Linked DNA regions of Homo sapiens: region 1 is linked to region 2. The links are chromatin contacts, found by Hi-C in ENCODE. All regions are on one chromosome and are shown on one strand. The core of a region is the stretch at or near the end of the contact, and the rest is flanking DNA. Distances in the headings are between cores, read along the strand shown. Region 1 has its middle 360 kb from the start of LINC01029. Region 2 overlaps MBP (myelin basic protein).

The links. Hi-C counts contacts between places; a loop is a spot of excess contacts on that map. Pooled maps may share reads with other maps.
Region 1: a pooled map shows a loop between it and region 2 (3-fold over the local background). The contact joins two enhancer-like sites. A Hi-C loop is called at or near these places in 4 of 168 maps with a recorded cell type or tissue (K562, esophagus muscularis mucosa, left cardiac atrium and 1 more) and 5 of 50 pooled maps.

What each region holds. Positions count from the first base shown.
Region 1 is chr18:77,634,162-77,638,584 of GRCh38, forward strand. No RefSeq gene overlaps it. Among named protein-coding and RNA genes, the nearest start is that of LINC01029, 360 kb to the right of the region's middle. Within about 2 kb of position 1,475, at least 4 of the 41 ENCODE cell types and tissues checked have a DNase peak (open chromatin) inside an H3K27ac peak, as active enhancers do.
Region 2 is chr18:77,002,256-77,006,452 of GRCh38, forward strand. All of the region lies in intron 4 of MBP (myelin basic protein), which reads right to left. Among named protein-coding and RNA genes, the nearest start is that of MBP-AS1, 24 kb to the left of the region's middle. RefSeq lists enhancers at 3,214-4,113, 4,114-4,197. Within about 2 kb of position 2,501, at least 8 of the 41 ENCODE cell types and tissues checked have a DNase peak (open chromatin) inside an H3K27ac peak, as active enhancers do.

The sequences.
Region 1 (4,423 bases), core at 225-2,724, 630 kb after region 2:
CCAGGGCCACTGAGCGTTCCCATTTGACCTTCTCTTTGCGTCTCCCCTTCAAGAGTGGAGGGGGGCTCCAGCCACCAGGCTCATCCCTGATGCAAGAGTGGGTGAGAGAATGGAATTGAGCCCAGCCCAACTTGCCGTATGTGAATATCATTCCTTAAGTGGGTGGGGAGATCCAAGGTCTCCACAGCCCCTGCCTACAGTTCCTTCTGGAAAACAACCTTCTGGGTCATGGAACACTTCCTGTGTTTAGCTAATCTCACTTTTGCTGTGAGGAGGAAGTTTCTTTTCTTCTGCTTATAGAGAGGTGATGAGATGATGGACATGGGTCTGTATTTACTTCCCTTGACTCGTTGTTTTGTTTTCCACTACAAAAATAGCTTTCAGAAAGAAAAAGGGCTACATAATACAGGGGGGATGAAAGAAGCTCAGATGCTGTGTAAAATGCAGAACAATAACAGCTCCTGGAATGTTACTGATGCTTCTGCCATTCCAGCTGCTGCCGCTGAGCTGTCACAAGAATCAGGAGAGCCTCCTCAATGCCAGTACCGCGGGAGTGCTTGCTGCTAACCACTATTGTTACCTAAGTGACTCCTTGTGAGGAGCAGAAACCATCTTCCCTATTTCACTAGTGGGGCGAATGAGGGCTACAACATTTAGGAACCACATCCACGGCTCGTGTCAGAGCTGAAATTAGAGATACATCTTTCTTATCACAAAACCCAGGTTGGTAATTTCCATGCTAGAATGCTACCAATTCACTTTATTAAACACAGGATTTTGTAAAGTATGCATACCGCTCAAAACTCTTGAAACCCTTTCTAACACTAACAGTCAATACAGGTAATATATATAGTAAATCCATGGATTCCCATTTTAAATCCGTATCCTATATTACTTCATAGCATCCTCAGAGACCATGAGATGCAGAATGCCTATGTAAAAATTCTGCAATGAACCATTCATTTTCGATTCCACATTCCTATGATGAATAAGTGGTATGCATGGGATATGTAAGTACAATTAGCATTCATGGTTTAATCTTCCTTCACTGATAAAACATGCAATTGTCCAATCCTGTGATAAGATTTTTTTAAATTTGGGAACATTTTACTGTGTTGTCAGAGACAACCTCTCAGAACTGGTATTATTTTGTTCTCAGTTCCTGTTTGTACAAAACTTGACACATATGAGCAAGTCTGATGTACCTGCACAAGGAATATATGCATATTTTAAAAGTTGCTAGCATATTGAAAGAGGAGGTAGGAGGGCGGGAGATAACCCCGAGAAATCTGCAGAAGGGGGAATTTAATCCCACAAAGACACCAGGAAGGAGAGCAGGAGACCAAGCCCCACCCTGACTTTCCACAGGGGCTTGGATGAGCTCCCGAGGGCAGGCGCTCGCACAGCCTGAGTCTCAAACACACCATGCTCTTTTCCTCTGCGAGTTGCTAACCAGCGATGTTCAGGGATGTAATCATATCAGGGCCTCAGCTACTCCCACATGTGAAAGAGCTTCCCTGGCAAACGCTTGGTTTGAATCAAGCCAGCTTGACGGAGCTGCTGCTGTGAAGAGCTCAGAGAAATTTGGCAGAAATTCCGGGAACAGTTTTCAGTTCTCTTTAAGAGAAACACTCAGTGTGAATCACACAGCGTGATGTACATTTGGACAATTTTACCTTCTTGTATTTTTCAGAGCAGTTTCAAAGTTGAATATCAATTATATCTAAAAAAATGTTTCCCAGTGGGTGTAGCTTCTGGATGGAAAGCACGGAGTTTTCTTATGTTGGTTGGTAGTAAATAGTGTGGAGAGGCCTCACTCAGGGTGAATTCCGGCCATGTCCCCATTATTACAGCACTGTGCACCAGCAGTGTTGGTCCTGGCAGTGTGGCGTGGCCACATGTGTCCATTTCAGTCCTGCCAGGGTCTCTGATTTTCTGTTCACTGCTGCCATGTCGATTGCCCATTGAAAGCCTGTACTGTGTTTGCAAATGCAAGCTGCCTCAAAGCTGGTAAGTAATTTTCTTATGCAGAGGTTGATTTCACAAAAAGAAATGACACGATGAAAGCCAAAACAATTTCCTAATCCTCACGCTCTTTTTTCCTGTCTTTTATGGACACAATAAATAGAATATCGACGTTGTTTACAAAGAATATTTACTCATTTGGTTAGTTAGCACTGAAAACAAATCATGTGGGGTTGATGAAATTTAGACTGTTATCTAAAACTGGACACTTTTATTGTTATTATTATATTTGTCTTATCAATTTTATGTCAGTGTAAATCTAGCAGGATTTTGAGTTTTGTGTATGCAGAGGACTTTCATCACCTACAGGATCTGGCAACCTATGGATTTGATAAGTGGGTTGGCACATTGATGTTTTTGCACTAAATATTACAATCAATTCACCACATGTGTATTGTTGTGTGCCATGTCCCAGGATTTGTGTTAAGGAATAAAGGCATTAAGAAGATGAATCCATTGGAGTTTCTGCCCTCAAGAGATCTGTAGTTTAATGAGGAGAGGAGTTTATAGATAGTCACAAAACAATCAAAGTAAGGTACTGCATACAGAGCTCAAAGAATAGGAAAATTATACACAAGGTGGAAAGGAATGCTGTGTGGGGAGTGGTCAGGAAAGTCTCCATAGAAAAATTGCATTAAGGATATTTCTTAAGGAATGGAAAGGTTTTGTAGGGCAGAGTTGGATCATTGAGAAACTCACTGTGGTGGCAGGTATGTCATAAGCAAAGTTGAAGGGCTGCAAAACCATGACACAGACTCAGTCCAAGAAACAATCCATCTACCTATTACAAGTCACCCGGGGAAAAAGGAAAACAGGCTGATAAGGCAAAATGACACAGCATGCACCCTCCCCCTGTGAGTGTGTGAATACTGAAGCCTCACACTCGTGTGTCATGTGGGTTACTTTTTTTTCAAAGCAACTTTTTGGGAATCCATTCCAAAATGGCCGAATAGGAATAGCTCCGGTCTGCAGCTTCCAGCCTGATCGACGCAGAAGACGAGTTATTTCTGCATTTCCAACTGAGGTACCTGGTTCATCTCACTGGGACTGGTTGAACAGTGGGTGCAGCCCACAGAGGGTAAGCTGAAGCAGGGCAGGGCATTGCTTCACCTGGGAAGCACAAGGGGTCGGGGGATTTCCCTTTCCTAGCCAAGGAAAGCTGTGACAGACTGTACCTGGAGGAATAGTACACTCCTGCCCAAATACTGTGCTTTTCCAATGGTCTTAGCAAATGGCACACCAGGAGATTATATCCCACGCATGGCTCCACAGGTCTCACACCCATGGAGCCTTGCTCACTGCTAGTGCAGCACTCTGAGATCGAACTGCGAGGTGGCTGCCTGGCTTGGGGAGGGACATCTGCCATTGCTGAGGCTTGAGTAGGTAAACAAAGAGGGTGGAACCAGGTGGAGCCCACCACAGCTCAACAAGGCCTGCCTGCCTCTGTAGACTCCACCACTGGGGGCAGGTCATAGCTGAACAAAAGGCAGCAGAAACCTTTACAGACATAAACGTCCCTTTCTGACAGCTCTGAAGAAAGCAGTGGTTCTCCAAGCATGGTGTTTGAAATCTGAGAACAGACAGACCACCTCCTCAAGTGGGTCCCTGACCCCCTGTGTAGCCTAACTGGGAGGCATCTCCCAGTAGGGGCCGACTTGACACCTCATACAGCTGAGTGCCCCTCTGGGACAAAGCTTCCAGCGGAAGGATCAGGCAGCAATATTTGCTGTTCTGCAGTCTCTGCTGGTGATACTCAGGCAAACAGGGTCTGGAGTGGACCTCCATCAAAATCCAATAGACCTGAAGATGAGGGACCTGACTGTTAGAGGAAAACTAACAAACAGAGAGGAATAGCATCAACATCAACAAAAAGGACATCCACACCAAAATCCCATCTGTAAGTCACCAACATCAAAGACCAAAGGTAAATAAAACCACAAAGAGGGAGAGAAACCAGAGCAGAAAAGCTGAAAAATTCCAAAAACCAGAGCACCTCTTCTCCTCCAAAGGATCGCAGCTCCTCACCAGCAACGGAACAAAGCTGGAGAGAGAATGACTTTGACAAGTTGACAGAAGTAGGCTTCAGAAGGTCGGTAATGACAGACTTCTCCTAGCTAAAGGAGGAAGTTTGAACCCATGGCAAGGAAGCTAAAAACCTTGAAAAAAGATTAGACGAATGGCTAACTAGAATAAACAGTGTAGAGAAGACCTTAAATGACCAAATGGAGCTGAAAAACATGGCACGAGAACTACGTTATGCATGCACAAGCTTCAATAGCCAATCCGATCAAGTGGAAGAAAGGGTATCAGTGATTGAAGATCAAATTAATGAAATAAAGTGAGAAGAGAAGTTTAGAGAAAAAAGAGTAAAAAGAAACAAACAAAGCCTCCAAGAAAT
Region 2 (4,197 bases), core at 1,251-3,750:
CTTTGCTACAGAGATGCACCCATCAGCACTCGGCTGTGGAGCCTTAGCAAGCACCTGTTCTTCCCTTTGTCGTGTGGTCCATGATGTCATTGCAGAATGACACGTTAGAAAAATGTCTCTTTGTTAATGTATCTCAATATGCCCAGAGAGCAGCATCTACCATCCAGTGGCTAAATGCAGTAGGGATTTCCTTATGGGCATTGTCTTAATCAAGTAAGTGGTCCAAGTTCTAGGAATGTACATGTTTTCCCTGTGTCCCCAAAAGGATTCAATGCAAAGCCAGAATAGAGAAAGCAAGGCGTCTTGGTTTTAAAACACGAGGTGTGATCGTAAACCAAAAATATCATTCAGCACTGCTCCCACGTCACCACTCATTTTACAGATTTGAATATTGAGATGCACAGAGGTTCAGGGAGCTGCTCGCAGAGGCTGCTAGCTGTCTAGGGCTTGAACTTTAGACTGCATGCCAAGCGAGACTCTTGTGGAGTGAACGTAGGATGAGAGGCTCACGTTACCCACCTGAAAGTCAGCGGCCTATGGGGAAATTCACTGGCTAGTCATAGGAGAAAGGGAAAAGGGAAGGGAGAAGAACGGATTTTTAAATTGTATTTTATTACAAGAATTTGTAGACTTACCTTGTAGTAAGTTATGAAGCTATTGGCTAGAACTAACAGTGTGCTCACAGACGAGAAAAATAAACTAGTATCTGTAGACAAAGTCAATGACATATGCCAGTTAGTGTCTAGGGAATGAGGGAAGCTTCAATTGCTGCTGTTTACCAAAATAATTGGGAACTAATTTTCTAGTAAACACTGATGGATACAATAAATGCCAGTGTAGTTAATGAGATGAGATTTTTCAATTTTCTCTGTCATTTTAAAAGACGCATTTCTATGTAATTAAAACAAAGGGCCCATCAGTTCCTCCTTTCAGTGGAGAGTGATGCCTCAGGACTGACAGATGGCATCGTCTGGACTGTCCTATTTTGTCTATGTGACTGAAAACCAACCAACCAACATATCTCCTGGTCCTTATTCCTTTAATTTCCAGGTTGCACATGGCGGGTTTTTGCACACATCCACAAAGCGGCATTCGGGACCTCTGCTGTTCATTTCGACGGTTTCAGCAGTGGCCCTGAGAGTGAAGGGCGAATGAATTTGCTTTTTACTCTTTTTACCTCCCAGAGTAATATTTGATTCTTCTGGCACTCTCAGGAAGTGCAGATACCAGAGAGCTCAGAAGTTAATCTGAAAAAACTCAGAGACAGAGAGCTCAGGGATGAATCTGTGTGGCCTGTTCAGAACCACAGAAGATAGTGGTGTCACTGTTTTTCTGAGCTGCCATGATAAGAAAGAACAGAGGTATATTTGATATAATTTTTTTCTTGTGAAAGTGATAATATGCTTCTTCAGTATATTTTTTGAATTAGGAATCGTAAAATGTAGTTCTAGATGAAATAGATGCACCTTTTCTGCCATTTTCCCTACATCACACTTCTTTTGTGGCTCACAGAGATCCTTGACATCCCCAGAAACCTTGTTTAAGTGATTAAATGATCCTCCTTAAAGATGCTCAAAGGAGACAGTCACCTACGCAGCATCTTCCTTTCTCTCCAGGGATCTTCTGTTATTCAATGCGTGCGTATTTTCTACCTAAAAACCGGTGGGAGTGGGAAACAGCAGACCCCCTGCAAACTATCTGAAGCTTAGGGTCATGGTATCTGTTTCCCATGGAAACTGGAACCAGCAGCTAAAACAGGCACCAGTGAAATCAGTATTATTGGACAGAACATGGGTGTCAAAGTCTGCAAGGCTGGAGATGAGACGACACATCCGACTGTAAATGGTGGGCCATGCTGTCTCCCCTTTTCTTACTCTCCATCCCCCTGACTTCATAATGCTCTGGCAATTCCGAGAAATCACAGAACACTGTGGTTCTCTTTTCAATACTAGTTAAATACTAGTTACAATACTAGTTAAATAATAGCTTCCTCTGAAAAAAAGCACATATATATATATGTGTCCCCCCCCACTCCCCGCCGCAAGGAAGCTATTATTCGATTTCTGGTCAAACAGCTCCTACCATGCCTCAGGAGAGTATGTTAGATTTTTTTTTAAAAGCAAGATCAGGGCATTTTAGATTTTGCAGTTTGGAGAGAATTCTTTTCTGTCTGAATGACAGATGCAGTTTTTCCTGTGTTTTTGCCCTTTGCCGGGTTGAAGATTATGTTTATTCCTGAATCATCGGCTCGCACGAGTTAATGAAAGTCACGGGCATTTACTTTCTTTACAGAAAGCTGTGCACCATCCAGAATAGCGGGCTTTTCTCTATGTCTGAAAAAATTCACAGACAAGCCTTTCGTTCTGATGCAGATTTCAGGTAACCTGAGGCTGTTACCTCAGCTCCTTGCAGAGGATGCAGCTCCTTGCAGATACTGGGAATGAGAGCGCTGCAGGGTGGCGGCCGCTGGCGCCCGTGGCTTGTGTGTGTGGTTTCCCTTCTGGTGCCCTACTCGGGAGGTTGTTGCTTTGCCCCATGACAGGAAGGATCAGCGTTTCTCCTCTTAGCAAACTGTGAGGCTGGATGCAGAGATTCAGATACTGCTTTTGTAGATGTGGTCGGGGCATATCTGGTTGTGTTTTCTCTCCCATGTTTCATGGGGAAGTGAAGCTCCCGTGGCCTCCTTTGGGGGCCTTTGCCTCTGTCCGCTGGTGATACAGGGGTCGGTATCAGAGACCTCTTGGCACGAAACCTTGTGGGACCCACATTGGGGCTCTGGCTCTGGGCACAGAAGGATACAACAAATCAAAGTTCGGCAGCCTGTGCTTCTGCCATTAAGTAAACCCTTTCAGTGGCTGCATTTTTCTGATCTGGGTTTAACCTCAAAGAGGAAGAGCTTTGACGCCGGGTTCCAGCTTCCTCATCCTGGTGAGTGTGCCGAAGAGGGAGAAGCAACGGAGGTGGACAAACGGCACCTGTCAGAGGCGAAAGCTGCTGTCAGATTGGCGAGGAAGTCCTTAAAATGGTTGTGTGCTTTCCGCCGGGTGGCTGTGCCATGGCCTCTCTGGTTGGCACCTTGATGGCAGCCCGCCCCCAGGTACCATGTTGCCATGGCGTCTCCATGCAGGAGCACACCCTTCATGACCACAGCTCCGGGAAGCAGGGTCTCTGTTCCTTGTCCCGAGAGACCCACGGAAAAAATTCCTCTTCCTCATGGCAAGAGGGACTCCTCTCCCACGGGGGAGGCTCAGAGACGTCTGTTTCCCAAACGCAGATGACTCGGAGCTGATGGCCAGAGAGTGAAGTTCTAGTCCAGCTGCCCCAACCATGGGGCTTTTGAGGCTTGATTACCATTTCCTTCTGAGAATGGTGGGAGCAGGGATTGATATGAGGTTCACCGCTCGGATTTTCATTTTACAGTTTCGGAAACTAAGGCCCCAGCACAGAAACACAGAGGACCCAAAGCTACAGCCTTGAGGGGCAGAGGGGCCAGGGCCAGCAGGGCTTTTAGAGCCAGCACTGCCCTCCCCAGCAGCTCTGAGGGTGGCCAGGCCTCTTCCAGAATAGCACGAGTGTGGAGTGGCACTGGGGCAGGGTTATGATGACACCAATGTTTTCAGAGGACGAGGCTCCTGTGGGGCCTTTGCATTGCTTTTCTTGCTTGATCAGCACAACGTTCCAAAGCATCTGCAGGACAGGTGACGCTTTTGCCACCATTGCTGTTTCACAGGAGAGGGAAGGAAGCTCAGAGAAGACAGACACCTGCCCCAGGTCCACGGCTATGACGCAGTGCCATGAGACCTGAGCCAAGCATTTTTGGTTCTTCCTCCTGTGCTTTCCCATGGCACAAAATGCTTTGCTTCCTAAACGCCAGTGTGCTGGGTGATGGTGGATTCAGAGGCAGGGCAGGTCTTTCCAGAAGCCTCCATGGGCGCCAAGGCTGAGGGGTGGACAGTGTCCTCCAAGTCAGGCCAGGAGCACAAGGGTCTGTGAGAAAGAGGCAGAAAGGACGTCCGAGGACTCGGAGACAGTGGCTGCTGGAAGCCCAGAGCAGCCCCTTCCTGCTCAGGTCAGTGTCCTGGGCCCCAGGCCGAGCCTGGAGCTTGGAGGAGCTGGCACCGTTGGCGGGGCCGAGAGGAGCCGCCCTGCCCGGGGCCACCTTTCCAGCTGCACCACTGGCGCCCTCACTCCAGCCTC